Regions from separate parts of the Homo sapiens genome. Here region 1 is linked to region 2. Evidence: read pairs that join two places in POLR2A ChIA-PET (ENCODE). Cell type or tissue: PC-9. All regions are shown on one strand.

Evidence for each region. ChIA-PET counts read pairs that join two places held together with the same protein. Peaks named below come from ENCODE experiments on the same cell type or tissue, not always from the same donor. Only the 100,000 strongest peaks of a DNase experiment are listed, where the experiment ranks them.
Region 1: POLR2A ChIA-PET joins it to region 2 with 18 read pairs; 3 of 35 experiments call an interaction of 5 or more read pairs at or near these places.

Annotation. Positions count from the first base shown.
Region 1 is chr10:73,663,487-73,671,486 of GRCh38, forward strand. It overlaps SYNPO2L-AS1 (SYNPO2L antisense RNA 1), which reads left to right. Exons shown (of 3, transcript NR_187519.1): 2 at 4,240-4,875. Among named protein-coding and RNA genes, the nearest start is that of SYNPO2L, 11 kb to the left of the region's middle. In PC-9, no CTCF peak of the experiment used is centred here; DNase peaks (open chromatin) are centred at 355, 1,335 and 3,115; H3K27ac peaks cover 930 bases.
Region 2 is chr10:73,232,387-73,240,386 of GRCh38, forward strand. FAM149B1 (family with sequence similarity 149 member B1) reads left to right here. Exons shown (of 14, transcript NM_173348.2): 10 at 553-777; 11 at 2,431-2,554; 12 at 2,807-2,932; 13 at 6,926-6,998. It also overlaps a transcript of DNAJC9 not described here. Among named protein-coding and RNA genes, the nearest start is that of DNAJC9, 11 kb to the right of the region's middle. In PC-9, no CTCF peak of the experiment used is centred here; no DNase peak of the experiment used is centred here.

The DNA of each region.
Region 1 (8,000 bases), 430 kb after region 2:
ACCCAGCACCAGGACTCATGCCCTGCCCCCAGGAGACCTCCCCAGGTCTGCACCCCTCAACTCCGTGCTGACTTGGTAGAGCAGGAGACCAGGGTTCCTGAGGGGCCAAGGCCTCCCCGCAGGTCCTCGCCTGCCTAGTAACATCCACCTCCAATGGACCCAGTCTGCCCCAGATCCCCCCAGCCCAGGTAGAAAGGAGCCCCAGGTCCTCACTGGCTCCCTCGGTGGCCTTCTCGGTGCGGTGGGCCAGGCCCTCGGCAGCCAGCTTTCCCAGGCCTCCCAACATCGTGTGGCAGCAGACAGTGGTGAACTAGGAGGCTGAGGACTGGCCCAACATGCTTTTATAGCTGCCTCTGGTGCCTATCTAGGCTCTGGGGCAACAAGCCCTCGCCCCAGCCCAGTAGGAGGCTGGACAGGTGAGTCAGCGAGGGCGGCAGCAGGAAGGGGCTGGGCGGAGCCACCCTGGCACTGGGGTGGCAGCATCCCCTGACAGCATGAAGCTTCTATAACCCTGTCCTAGGGACCCCGTGAAGGATAGGGGCAGGGAGCAGGGCTGGACAGGAGAGATCTGGACATGCCTCTTCCTTGAGGCAGAGGGCCTGAGTGCCAGCCCCCCTGAGACCAAAGCTTCCCAAGCCTGGGTACTGATATGTACCTGGAGACAAGGCCTAGGATTCCAAGCCTGCTGCTCAAGGTCCCCAGTGTGGCCTAGTAAGAGGTTTGGGGGTTCTATGGGCCTGGAGACCTAGGCAGTCCTTTGGGTCATGAACACAAGTGGAGTGAGGGTGACTGCCCTCCCCATTCCTGGAGACCCTGGCTCTGCAGAGCAGTTTGCGGCCTCCATGGGACAGCGTGGGGTGTTCAGGGTGGTGCCTTGCCCGAGTCAGAGGGGGGCACAGCACTGGGCAGAAGCGTAGTCACCAGGCGTCGCTCAGCTGATGCTCACTCACCCAAGAGTGTCTGTGAGGTCAGCGGTGCCCTCCTATCCCCTGGCAGTCCTGGAGGAGTAGACAGAGGCCTCCACCACCACTCAGGGAGATGCTTCTGGCCTTAGCTAGAATCCCCTAGAAAGCAGCTTCCCCGGCTCCTGGTGCATCGCATGAGGAGTGGCAGGGCTGCTCCCTAGTTACTCATGATGGACAGACGTGCCTCAAGCCCCCTGCCACATGCTGCTTCCCTTAGTCACCAGCCCAACCTGAGCCTCCGTTTCCTCATCTGTAAAATGGGGATAGCCTGCCTTCCTGGCTGTGTCACTAATCGTCCCTGAGACAAAGCATGCAAGCTCCTGATAAACACCTGTTCCCTCCACTCATCACTGAGGTGCCCTTTGGCAGTGAGCTCTGACCAACCGGTAGGGTGTGCCAAGGAGTGACTGGGACTTGAGGCTGCCTTGGAGCCAGAGGGCTGGGGAATGTTACTTCCACTGGCCAGGAGCCAAGGAGAGGTCTTCCCATGCTCCTACTTCTGGGGTGCAGGCCTGTGGCAGGGGTCTGAGGCTCTCTCCCCAATGCAGGCTCCTGGAGCTGCTCTCCTGGGTGTGTTGGGGCCTGATTAGTTTACTGGACTGTGGGCCCTCCCAGCCTGGGACTCGGGAGCTGAGACCCTCTTGCATTCCTGCATGGTGTTTGCGGGCTCCAGGGCTATGGCCAGTCCCCCTAGGGTGGACAGTGGGTATCGTGGGCAGCAGGACCTCTGGGTCTCAAGACTACGGCCCCACACATGCCATTGCTATCTCCTTTGGGCAGGGGTGAATTGGGGCTTAAACAATTTAGAGGGGCCCTCTTTATGAAAAAGAATACAATAATATGATTCTTGCACATTTTTCATTTATATACGTATGAACTTCTGGACCCAGAAGGGGCTGTGAAAGTCGGGGGCCTGGAGCTCAGGCGGGTCCAGGTGACCCTGTCCTACTTTTGTAACAGCCAGAGTCCAGGATGTTTTGCCCAGGGCATTGGGCTGGCACTGCAGAGGCCTGGGGGATGGGGGGACACCTGGGACATGGCTGGTGGGAATTGTTTTAGGAAACCTCAGGGATTCTCCCTGGACCTGTCAAAGCCCCTTCCCTGTTTCTTCTGAGGCTGTGTGTTCCCCACTCGCACAAGGGTCCTTTCTATGCCTGTTCCGCTGATAAATGTCATCTGCCTGCTCTAGAATGGCTTCCAGACCCCACAGACCCCCTCCTCATGAGCTCCCACCCTAGGGTACTCTCCACCAGTCCCCGCTTTCAGGAGCTCACCAGACTCAGACAGCCTGTTGTCAGAGCTCAGCCACACAGCAGGACCCTGGCCCACTGCCCAGCCCAGAGCCAGGCCCACCACAGCCTCTGGGGACAACTGCCCTTCCCCCCACCCCCTCCACATGGTCCCCTGCCCATGAGACCCTGCCCTGCTAATTTAATGCACTGCCTTGGTGTGAGCACTGATTCTAATGACAACATACCATGGCCTTCTGGGCAAGGCTGGGTCCAGACACAGATCCCAAATGCCTGCTGGGGAGAAGGCAAGAGGCCCGGGGAGGCCCAGGACCAGACATGGGTCCCAGGCCCTGGTGCCCTCCCTCTTGGCCTTCCAGCTGCTGCTGCTGTGACCAGATTCCCGTCCACCCAGCCCAGTCCATGGGCCCCAGCAAGCCATCTGTGCCCCACAGAGGGCAGACCCCTAAGAGTGGGACCCCTTTCTAGCCAAAGAACATGAGATAGCCCCAAATCCTCCTAAACATGATGGATCCTGGTCTGAGGGGCTGGGCTCAGGTGACTCCTGCAGGGAACTTCACCTGCCTGGATGAGGTCAAGTGTGAATCAGGTGGGGCCTGCCCTCCACCACCCCATCATGGAAGAGGTCCAGCCCACAGTAGGCCCAAGAGGGCCGCCCTTGGACCTAGGGACCCAAGTCAGCATATCCTGAGTCAGAAGGTCAAGTCCAGCCTCCCCTCAGGCAGGGAGAATCTGGCTTTGACAGGAGCAGATAAATTCTCAAGGTGGAATTTGCCCAACAAACTAGTTTGGCAAGGGACTAGCTGGCTGAATCATTGAGTCAAGGACAGCCAACGTTTCCAATAGTAATTTGCCAACTTAGAAATGACCAATTCTGGAAAACAACTTGTTTATTTGAAATACTTAAATACTTAGGCTGTCTCATGTCTGAAGCATGATGATGCCTTGCATGCTTTAAAGGACAGACGTCATGAATGCCAAGACTTTTGTGGCGGTCCATCCTGCCAGTGTCTTCTCCCACTTTTGCTCTGTGGATTTGAGCTCACAGTTTGTGCTGTGCCCACCACCTGCCCACCCTAACGAGACTCCTGGAGACTTGGCTGGCCAGTCACCAGAGGAAGAGGGGCCCAGCAGCATGCCAGCATTCACCCACCTGTGGGTATCAGTCAGGCTCCTGGTGGAAGCCAGAGGACATATTCGAATGGGTATTTGAGGAAAGGGGCTGTTCACAGAAGTGTGGACAGAGTTAAGAGAACCAGTAAGAGATGAGGAATGTCCTGGACCAGCAAGAGTGGGAGCTGTTATCTCCCTGGGTCTAGGAAAGGTGTCCACAGATCCCAAAGAGAGCTGTGGCTGTAGAGGAGGATCATCAGGAGCTGCAGCCATCAGTAGAAAGATGTGGCCACTGCCAAACCAGCAAGGAAGAATCTGAGCAAATAACCACCTCTCCTCTCTCTCTCCCACCTCCTATGACATCCTCCACTGTTTGAATTCCACTAGGGCCAGACAGTGAGGCACCCTGGTGATGCAGTCCAAGAGGGAGTGGGCAGAGAGGAGCCAGTGGGTATGGAGGGGAAACAGAGAAACAGAATTCCAGCTCACTCTGTGGGATTTCTGGGTCTGATAGAAACATGGCATTATTATTATTATTATTATTATTATTATTATTATTATTTTGAGATGGAGTTTTGCTCTTGTTACCCAGGCTGAAGTGCAGTAGCATGATCTCGGCTCACTGCAACTTCTGCCTCCCGCGTTCAAGAGATCCTCCTGCCTCAGCCTCCCAAGTAGCTGGGATTACCGGCACATGCCACCACGCCTTGCTAAATTTTGTATTTTTGGTAGAGGTGAGGTTTCACCATGTTGACCAGGCTGGTCTTGAACTCCTCACCTCAGGTGATCCGCCTGCCTCGGCCTCCCAAAGGGCTGGGATTACAGGCATGAGCCACTGTGCCCAGCCTGCAGCAGCTAAATTTTACAGTGTCTCTTTTCTCCTTCTGGAAACTATATGGAACAACAACAAGACTGAGGAGGAGGAGAAGGAGGAGGAGGAGGAAAAAGCCCATCATCAACACACACATCAAACTCAACTTCAGAGAAATTAGGAAGCTGGGAAGCCATGTAAACCAAAAGCAGGAGACACCAGCAGAACCAACGCAGGAAGCCAGGGAAGTGCAGAAGAACAGGGCAGGGGGCAACCCAGGGGGGAATCTTCACTGTTGCCAGCAACACACACTCCCAGCAGGAGAGGACCCTCAGAGTGAGAACGCAGAGCTGGAGAAGTGAAGAAGGAGCAGGTGGTGCCCGGGGAAGTCCAGGGGTGTGGGATCTGAGAGCACCCCTTCCCAAGAGAGGAAGGAACACTTGGGAAGGCAGGGCTGAGTCCCTGGAGGCTGTATCCGGGAAAGGAGGATGGCAGTAGAATCTTCCTGAAGCCGAGTGGGTTCTGAGAGGCAGAGGGGCAGTGGTACAGAGGTGAGGCTGACACTTCTGTGCAGGAAGGGCAGGCTCCTGAGGAAGGGAGCCCCGAATGCTCTCCACTAGATTCCCAGGGAGCCCCACTCCCTCCACAGGGACCTCGCGCTGACATCTGGGAAATGCCATTCATACTGGAACCTCCGACACACTGCCATGAATGTGAGGGTTTCGTGACTGATGGGGTAGGTTTCTCTCTTCCAACTTAATAGTATAATTTCCATTTATTCCTCCCCCAGCCTCCCTGAACATTCACCTCTTAGATAGCCACAGTACGGTGATCAGAACCAGGAAGTCCACATTCTCATATTTAACTATATTAAAATTATTTCACAAAATAACCAATTTTATTAATTTAATTAAATACATTTAAATAATGTTTAAATATATTTAAATAATGTTTAAATATATTTAAATAATGTTTAAATATATTTAAATAATTTAACTAATTTAAAATGAACATATTCGCTAAACAAAAGACCTTATTGGAGTTTCACCACTTTTTCCACTAATGTCCTTTTTCTGTTCCCAAATTCCACCCAGGATCACGCTGCATTTAGTTATTTCTTAGTCTCTCGCCATTTTGTAGGACTGCAATAACAGTTCCTCAATCTTTCCTTATCTTTCATAACCGTGACATCTTGAACCAGTACTGATCACTATTTGTCAAATGTTCCTCGATTTGGGTTTGTCTGATGTATTTCCATGATTGGACTGAAGTTACACACTTTTGGCAATTACAGCACAAAAATGATGTGGAATCCTTCCCAGTGCATTCCATCAGAGTTATGGCATTGATAGTTCTTCTTACTGATGATGTTGAACTTGTTCATTTGGTTCAGGTTTCTGCTGGGTTTCTCCATTGTAAAGTTACTATCTTTCCCCCTCATAGGGGGAAAGATCTTAGGAGAAATACTTGGAGACTATGAAAATTTTGTATTTTCTCAAACTTTAAAATTTTTTTCAGGCCAGGCGCAGTGGCTCACGCCTGTAATCCTAGCACTTTGGGAAGCCGAGGCGGGTGGATCACCTGAGGTCAGGAGTTGAAAACCAGCTTGATCAACATGGAGAAACCCCATACGTACTAAAAATACAAAATTAGCCAGGCATGGTGGTGCATGCCTGTAATCCCAGCTACTCAGGAGGCTGAGGAAAGAGAATCACTTGAACCTGGGAGGAGAGGCTGCAGTGAGCTGAGATCGTGCCATTGCGCTCCAGCCTGGATAAGAAGAGCAAAAGTCCATCACAAAAAAAAAAAAAAAAAAAAAAGGCCAGGCGCAATGGCTCATACCTGTAATCCCAGCACTTTGGGAGGCCAAGGTGGGTGGATCACCTGAGGTCAGGAGTTGGAGACCAGCCTGACCAACATGGAGAAACCCCATCTATACTAAAATAAAATACAAAATTAGCTGGGCATGGTGGTGCATGCCTGTAATCCCAGCTACTCGGGAGGCTGAGGCAGTAGAATTGCTTGAACACGGGAGGTGGAGGTTGCCGTGAGCCGAGATCCTGCCATTGCACTCCAGCCTGGCCAACAAAAGCAAACCTCCATCTCAAAAAAAAAAAAAAAACAAAAAAACAAAACACCTATTTGACAGCCGGGCATGGTGGCTCACACCTGTAATCCCAGCACTTTGGGAGGCCAAGGCAGGTGGATCACCTGAAGTCAGGAGTTCAAGACCAGCCTGGCGAACATGGTGAAACCCCGTCTCTACTAAACTTACAAAAATTAGTTGGGCATGGTGGCATGTGCCTGTAAGTTCCAGCTACTTGAGAGGCTGAGGCAGGAGAATCGCTTGAACCCAGAAGGCAGAGGTTGCAGTGAGCCGAGACGGTGCCATTGCACTCCAGCCTGGGCAGCAGAGTGAGGGATCTCAAAAAATTATAATAAAAAAATAATAATTCTATTTTGAATTGTGGTAAAATATGCATAAAATTTACTACCTTAACCACTTCTAAGTGGCAGTCGGAACAGGGGTTAAGGAGAGCCCTTGGGTTGGGTAATGTAGAGTATATTCACATTGCCATGCAACCAATCTCCAGAACTTTTTCATCTGACAAAACCAAAACTCTATATCCACTAAGCAACTTCCCATTTTCTCCCTTCCCCATGTCCCTGGCAACCCCCGTTCTACTTTCTGTTTCTATTAGTTTGCTTACTCAGTCTGGATGCTTCACATAAGTGAAAGAACACAGTATTTGTCTTTTTCTAACTGGCTTATTTCACTTAGCATAATGTCCTCAATGTTCATCCATGTTGTAGCATGTGTTAGAATTTCCTTCCTTTTTAAGGCTGAAGAATATTTTATTGTATGTATATACCACATTTTATCAATTCATCTGCCTATGGACAATTAGGCTGCATCCATCTTTTGATGAGTGTGAATACCACTGCTATAAATATCAGTGTACAAATATTTCTATGAGACCTTGCTTTCAATTATTTTGGCTATATACCCAGAAGTGATATTGCTGGATCATTTGGTAATTCTATTTTTAATTTTTTGAGAAACTGCCTGTCCTGTGCTGAGCAGGTCTATATAAACCTACCCGCAAAGGCCAAGGAACCTGAGATACCAAAGAAAGAGGCTGACAAATCCAGTTTCTCAGAAAGAAACATTTAATAGGCGTTTATGAACAGAAGCCAAGTCAGGGATGGCACCAAGATAAGATGGTGGATCCCTGTGCCATTACCCCCACCCCCCCGACCCAGGGCTTCTATAGCATAGGGGAAGGGTAATGCGGGCTTCGGCAGGGATGTGTATGGCCAGACACGGTGGCTCACGCCTGTAATCCCAGCTCTTTGGGAGGCCAAGGTGGGCGGATCACCTGAGGTCAGGAGTTCCAGACCAGCCTGGCCAACATGGTAAAACCTCATCTGTACTAAAAATACAAAAATTAGCCAGGCATGGTGGCAGGCGCCTGTAATCCCAGTTACTCGGGAAGCTGAGGCAGGAGAATCGCTTGAACCCAGGAGGTGAAGTTTGCAGTGAGCTGAGATTGTGCCACTGCAGTCCAACCTGGGAGACAGAGTGAGACTGTCTCAAAAAATAAAAAATAAAAAATAATATTTTTAAAAAGATAAAATAGAAATTGTAGATGAATTCTTGGAACTGGGATTAATCAGAATATGGCAGATTAGCCTCCAAGATGGAATTGCTTTACTCTCATTCAAGGTTTCCCTCATTCTTCACTCTCCCCATGCTGGTCACCTTGCTGTTTGTTCCTCAAACACATATGAAATGCGTTTCTGTCTTGGCAGTCATCCTGCTACCTGTAATGTCAGCACTGCTTTCTGTTGTCCCTTCAG
Region 2 (8,000 bases):
GACCCTTTGCCCACTCCCAGCTTTCCAAAGAACCCAAACCCAAATCCCTGCCAGCTCCAACTTGCTCAGCACTTTAATTGCTACAGTGGGAGCCACACTGGTGCCACAACTGCTCCCAAGCAGCAATATTTGTCTTTCAGTTGTCTTTCTGGTGACAATCTTTCAGCACAAAAGAATGCCTCAAACAGAGTAGGAATCAGCCCCTGTGGCAAATTTTTGGGAAGCACTTTGGAGTAGGTGTCCTTCAGGCTTGCCTTCACTGGTGACTAAAAAAGTGACTGTGATGGCAGGTGGATAATGGACTTGCTTTGCCAAATGTCCATTCTAGTAAATTATGTTTATGATTGAAATAATGTCCCACTTTTAAGAACAGATTCTCATGCCTGAGCTAGAGTACCATCTGGAAACTAGTGTTACTTATTGAAAGGTTTTTATTTTTGCTTTATTTCCCCCTAAATGTAGTTTCTAGTCTAAGGCTTTTTACCCCGTTAGTCTTGTCTTCCTTGACATACTGATCTTTACTTCATTGTGGGTTTCTGATTTGGCTACTAGAGATCTTGATGACAAGCTACTTATGAGGCCTGGGTCCAGTACCATCCTTTCAACTCGAAATTGGCCAAATCGAGCTGTGGAGTTTAGTACATCATCTCTGTCATACACAGTGCAGTCCACCAGGAGACGCAATCCACCACCACGAACTCTTCATCCGATCAGCACGAGCCATTCATGTGCTGAAACACCAAGATCTGTGGAAGAAATCCTCAGAGGAGCCCGAGTGTAGGTTTCAAAAGCAGAACTTCTGGAAACCGTGGTAAAACTAACACATTTTACATACAGAATTAATTTAAATATAAGACTGAAATCTATGCCTAGAAACTAATCATTAAGTAGTCTTATGACAGATTGCCCATGGGTTTAGATCCAACACAAAATTTTTTAATGTGGTTAAATTTTATTTTATTTTATTTTTTTAGATACAGTCTCACTCCTGTCGCCCAGGCTGGAGTGCAGTGGATGATCATGGCTCACTGCAGCCTCAACTTCTGGGCTCAAGTGGTTCTCCCACCCCAGCCTCTCAAGTAGCCGGGACCACAGGCGGGTGGTGCCACCATGCCAGGTTAACTTTTTGTGTTTTTAGTAGAGACAGGGGTCTTGTCATGTTGCCCAGGCTGGTTTCAAATTCCTGAGCTCAAGCAATCTGCCTGCCTCAGTCTCCTAAAGTGCTGAGATTACAGGTGTGAACCACCGCACCCAGCAGGGGTTAAATAATTTTAATGAAATAGATATTGAATCTTTCTGTTGATCTAGCTAAAGAGTTCTATTTGTAAAAATAAAATGTTGGCTAGAATACTATATTGGGGTTACAAAAGGAATAAAGAACCTATTTATTTAATCAAACATTTTCCGTGCTGGGAACATATTCAGTGAAATTCACTCCAAAATAATAGTTAATTCCCCTTTAAGGTTCTTCTGTACCATTGGGATCTGCTTATTCCATTGACAATGAAAACTTCATAAACCTCAGATAAGTAGTTGCTTACATACCAGCAAAAATATCCCTTAGCACTTCCTAGGAAGTGACACTAAAAGTAATCGCCTTTCCCACCCTTCATTCACTACACACTCTGAGCCTCATCATGCAAAAATACCTAGGAGCCAATTTTAAACATAGAATTCTTTTAGCTGTTGATTCACAAAATGTCTTAGGATGATTAATTTCTAAAAATATCCTCAAAGGTATGAGATAATAAGGCCACAGCAGTGTTTTCAATGCGGCTTCCAAGTTAAGCATTATTATGTGGATGTAGCTATATCTATACCAACAGAGCTATAAATGCATTCATTTGGGGATGAGTAGTCTTGATGTATAATTAATCTCTCATTCCTTCTGACAGTACTTTTTTTCAAAGTTGAAAAGTAAGTTGCTTTGTTACTTCTGGGACATGAAAGTATCATTCAGTTTCAATTACTGTCTTAAGGATAAGGAATACTGCAAGCTGCTCCAGATCCTACTGAAGGGAATGAAGGTTTAGGAACTTTACCCGAGAACTATAGTTATTAGGGAAAACGATAACCAGAAGGTCCAGAACTGTCAAGAATTCCATCATCAGCTGGGAATTTACAAATCCAAATCAGCAGAGAAGTGCAATACCAGATAGGGACAAATGTTTTATTCCAGTTCTGTGGGAGAGAAAAGGCCAGCTTCTGTTGTGTACCCAGAGTATAGAGCTTCAAAACAAAATCAGAAAACACTATTTTAAAAACTAATTTTCCAAAAATCCTGAGATCTCTACTTGAAAACATAGGTAGCCTAAAGCTTTCTGTGCACATTAAACTCATCTGCTTCATTTATCTGATTTCTAATCAATTTGCTGGTATTGTTATAACTTCATGCTTTCATACCTTCGTGTTTGTTGGTGGGATCTGCAGCCCAGTGGCACCCGACTCGCTCTCCTCTCCCTCACCGACGCCCCTGAGTCGAAATAATCTGCTACCACCTATTGGCACAGCTGAAGTGGAACATGTGAGCACTGTGGGGCCACAAAGACAGATGGTATGTTTCTTTCATATTGCCTCTCCATGTACTTACCATACAACCTAATGGGCAGTAATTCTGCAGGATCTGTGCCCTGATCTTGATTTATACTGTGTTTTGTCAAAAGTACAAACACAGTGCTAATTTATGACGTGGAATTGGAGCTGTTTGGCCTGCACTTACCATATCTGCCATGGTCGATAGGGTTTTAACTACATACCACATTACAGATAGTTTTCACTGTTTCTGTAACTTTTGTCTCCTCTGCAGAAACCCCATGGCGACTCTAGTCGAGCTCAAAGTGCGGTGGTGGATGAACCTAACTATCAGCAGCCACAAGAAAGGCTCCTTTTGCCCGACTTTTTCCCCAGGCCCAACACAACTCAATCATTTTTGGTAGAGTGACGTACTTCCTAGAATGGTCTTGATAGTTGGGGAAAGAAAAGGTGGGGGGAATAATAGTTTGGCAGACTTAAGATTTTATCTAGAGGCTTAACCCAGAATAAAAGTTGAGTTTCCAACAATAAAAAGTGTTATAAATACATTTTGTTCAAATTCTAACTAGTCCCTGATGCCTATTCTTTAATGCCTTATACAGAAATCACAAATATTCTAAGCAATTTAACACTTAAGATATGTCTGACCACAAGCAAGAATATTAAATCCCAGTACACATCAGATAAGCATAACTTTATTATGTAATCCTGTTCTTCTGGAATTACATCAAAAGTGGTCTCAGATTATGATGAGTCCTGGTGGATGAGTGAGTTGGGACTTTAATAAAAAATTTTTTTCAGAAGCAGGCTCTTGCCATGTTGCCCAGACTAGACCTGGAACTCCTGGGCTCAAGCAATCCTGCCTTAGCCTCCCGAGTAGCTGGGACTACAGGTGCACACCACTGTACCCAGCTTAGGACTTTTTCTTTCTACTGGTGTTTTAAATGCTGACACTGCCTACCATTTATTAGGCATTTACTAGCCCTTTTAAGTAATAGAAAAAACCTGATCAGCAATGGGGTCATGCACTGACCCTCCCCATTTGTAGGCTGGGAGCTCGACCCCACATAATCTGCTTTGTGGCAAGAGCACTTGGAGAGCCTGGGGAAGTAACCAGGGACCCCACATCCTGACAGTTTTCAGGATGGTAGTGTTTGCAGCACACTTGTCCCAACTCATGACCCTTGAACCACAGCAGGCTAAAGCACTGCAAAGTTTTTCTTCTATGAGAAGAGTGGTAAGGATAATCAATATCAGACCTCTGTATTAGTTTCCTAGGGCTTAAGAAATGACCAAACAACTGGGTGCCTTAAAACAGCAGAAATTTTTTCCTCACAGTTCCAGAGGCGAGAAGTTCAAAATCAAGGTGTCAACAGAGCTATGCTCCCTTTGCAAGGTCTAGGGAAGAATCTTTTTGTCTCTTCCTGGATTCTGGTGGCCACCTGTGATCCCTGGTGTTCCTTGGCTTGCAGCTGCATCACTCCCAATTTCTGCCTTTTTTTTTTTTTTTTTTGAGACGGAGTCTCGCTCTGTCACCTAGGGTGGAGTGTAATGGCGCAATCTCAGCTCACTGCAACCTCTGCCTACTGGGTTCATGTGATTCTCCTGCCTCAGCCTCCCGAATAGCTGGGACTACAGGTGCCTGCCACCACGCCCAGCTAATTTTTGTAATTTTACTAGAGATGGGGTTTTGCCATCTTGGCCAGGCTGGTCTCGAACTCCTGACCTCATTATCTGCCCACCTCAGCCTCCCAAAGTGCTGTGATTATAGGTGTGAGCCACTGTACCCGGCCTTTTTTTTCTTTTCTTTTTTTTTTTTTTTAAGACAGGGTCTCACTCTGTTGCCCAGGCTGGAGTGCAGAGCACAGCTCACTGCAGCCTCAACCTCCTGGGCTTAAGTGATCATCTCACCTCAGCCTCCTGAGTAGCTGGGACTACAGGCACATGCCACCATGCCCTGCTAATTTTTTTATTTTGTAGAGATAGGGTGTCACTATGTTGGCCAGACTGGTCTCAAACTCCGAGGTTCAAGTGATCCTCCCACCTCAGCCTCCCAAAGTGCTGGGACTACAGGCATGAGCCACATGCCCAGCCTGCCTCTGTCTTTACATGGCTTTCCTCCCTGTGTGTCTGTGTCCAGGGTTCCCTCTTCTTATAAGATACCAGTCGCTGAATTTAGGGCCCACCCTAATCTAGTGCGACTTTACCTTAACTTGATTTATCTGCAAAGACCCTATTTCCAAACTTGGTCACATTCACAAGTTCCAGGTGGACATAAATTTTGAGGGAACACTGTTCATTCTAGTAGACCCCACGAGGCTGACTTAGGGAGAAACTCACCAAAAACAAGAAAAGGAAACATGAGCATTTCTGATTCTTGGGGTTCAGTGTGAACCCCAGAAAGTTTGAGAACTTCTACTGAATTTGCCTTCTTATAATCTGACACAGGACATTTATTAAGTAGTACTTGATGATTATATTACACAGCTAGATTCTCTGAAACTTTTTTTTTTTTTGAGACGGAGTCTTACTCTGTCGCCCAGGCTAGAGTGCTGTGGTGCAATCTCAGCTCACTGCAGCCTCCACCTCCTCCTGGGTTCAATCGATTCTCCTGCCTCAGCCTCCTGAGTAGCTGGGACTACAGGCACCTGCCACCATGCCCAGCTAATTTTTGTATTCTTTTAGTAAAGACAGTGTTTCTCCAAGTTGCCCAGGCTGGTCTTGAACTTCTGACCCCAAGTGATCCACCTACCTTGGCCTCCCAAAGTGCTGGGATTACAGGCGTGAGCCACCGCTCTCAGCCAAACATTTCATTTTTTTTAAGAGACAAAGTATCTCGCTACATCACCCAGGCTGGAGTGTAGTGGTGCAATCAGCACACTGCAGCCTCAAACTCCTGGGCTCAAGTGATCCTCCCACCGCAGCCTCCCAAGTAGCTGGGATTACAGGTGTGCACCTCTGCACCTGGCTAAAAACATTTAATTTTTGATTGCCTTAGGAATAAAACTGAACAGATGAAAATGTTTCAGTCTTCTCTTTAAGTTTATTAAAAAAAAAGTAAAAATTACTTACCATTTCTCTCCCCATTTGCTGTCATAAAAAGGGAGATAGCTAGTTGTTTAGTTTATTAGGAATGCTAGCTGTGAGCCGGCTGCAGTGGCTTACACCTGTAATCCCAGCATTTTGGGAGGCTGAGGTGGGCAGATCACCTGAAGTCAGGAGTTTGAGACCAGCCTGGTTAACATGGTGAAACCCGTTTCTATTAAAAATACAAGAAAATTAGCCAGGCATGGTGGTGCATGCCTGTAATCCCAGCTACTCGGGAGGCTAAGGCAGGAGAATTGCTTGAGCCCAGGAGGCAGAGGTTGCAGTGAGCCGAGATCGTGCCATTGCACTCCAACCTGGGCGACAGAGCGAGAAGACTCTGTCCCCCCACAAAAAAAAGAATGCTAGCTGTCCTGGGCCTGGCACTACAGACTAGCACTTTGCTCCTTGCTGTTTTCATCTAGAATAGGGGCCAGTAAACTACAGTTCCTGGGCTACTCACTTGGCCTACCGCCTTGTTTTGTAAATAAACTTTTATTGGAGCAGTGCCACCAAGCTCATTTATGTGCTATCTATGGCTGCCTTCATACCATAACAGCGAAGCTGAGTAATTGCAACAACCACCCTATGGTCCACAAAGCCTAATATAATAACTATCTGGCCCTTTGCAAAAAATAAGTTTGCTGACCCCTGATCTCTAAAATATAGGGGCTTCACCAGAAAAAGCTTCCTGAAATCTCTTGATTTCAGTGCTCTCTCAAGGGAACTACTGGGGGATGTTTTTATTCCAGAAGCCCCAGCAGGATGTCATATATAGCTTTATTTGATATTTGCATTTTAATATTGTAGTCGTATCTCTACATTTTTTAATTCCTTGAGGTAACTGTGAAATATTTGCATTTCATAATGCTAAAAAGTAAATGTAAAGTTAAATTTCGATATGGTGGTAAAGTCATAAGTATTTCAATGTTGCTGAAAAGGCTGGTTGTTTTAAATGAAAGCATTCATTTAAAATATATGCAGCAGCCAACAAAAAGAAATGAGACGAACCCCCTTAGAACTAACTGAAATATTAAACCATATGGATTATTTATAACTCCTGATTTCCTTAACGGCATAGTAATAATATTGAAGAATCTGCAATTTTTACAATAAATGGCTTTGTGGGCATCTGGCTTGGGATTTTCTACTTGAAATTCAACCCAGTGCACTCAGCTGACTTTTCCCTCAAGTTGGTAGTCTATGCCTTTTACCACTGTTGATTTCAAGGTGTTCCTGTGAACCTGCTAAAATATTATCCTTTGTGAGAAGATGCATCATAAGAAGTGTCTCCTCTTTTGTCTTGTAGCTGGATACACAGTATCGTCGCTCATGTGCAGTTGAGTATCCTCATCAGGCCCGACCTGGCAGGGGATCTGCAGGTAAAGGTGGGGCCATGGCCCTTATTTACTACTGTGTGGTTGTGTTAAGACCCAGCCTTTGTCTTTTTTCCTACACCTATTTCCCCTTCTTTCAGATTTTCTTGGATTTAATGTTTTCCCACATCTTTGTAAATCACCTAAAATTCATTTTGGAACATGGGGTATAATAAAAAGCTAGGAGAGTTCTATTGCTCAGAGCCAAAAAGTTTCAGATTCCTATTTTCTTCATACCATGTAAATTAACTTCTCACTACTTTGGTAAACTGCCTTTTTTTTTTTTTTAAATCTAAAAAGTTCAACCCAAATTAGTCCTTGTTGTAATGTTCAAAATATTCTTTAAGAACATAGCATGGATTTTATTATGCAGGCAAAATCCATATTCCTATGGATTAAACTGCTTTGATCAGTTAATCTGTTAGGCCAAGGTAAGAAAAGAAATTCTAAACCATCAGGATATGCTGAGTCTGATTCTATCGCATTAACTCTTTTTATCTTTAAATTATACTCTGTAGATGTACTAACAAAGAAGTGATGGGAGAAAATTGAGGGATGTCTTTTTTGAGACAGTCTCACTCTGCTGATCAGGCCAGAATGCAGTGGCATGATCATGGCTCACTGTAGCCTCGAACTCCGGGGCTCAAGGGATCCTCCCACCTAAGCCTCCCACATAGCTAGGGCTACAAGCAGTGCCACCATGCCCAGGTAATTTATTTTTTGTAGAGACAGGGTCTTGCTATGTTGCCCAGGCTGCAGGATGTCTTAATTCTTCCTGTGACAGTCTTCTCACCACCATCAGGGTCATTCTTATTATGCTGAAGGTAAATTTAGAAGTAATGGACAGCTGAGATGTTTCCTGTTAATGATCAAAATAATCAGCAACTATGGTAAAAAACTAGTCTGCCTCAAACCATCTTTGTAGTCCAAGTGATTTCTCAGCTCAGTTCCCCGCAGCATTGTCTGGTAGTCTTTGAATGCTTTTGTCAGATTATGCTTTCAGATCTG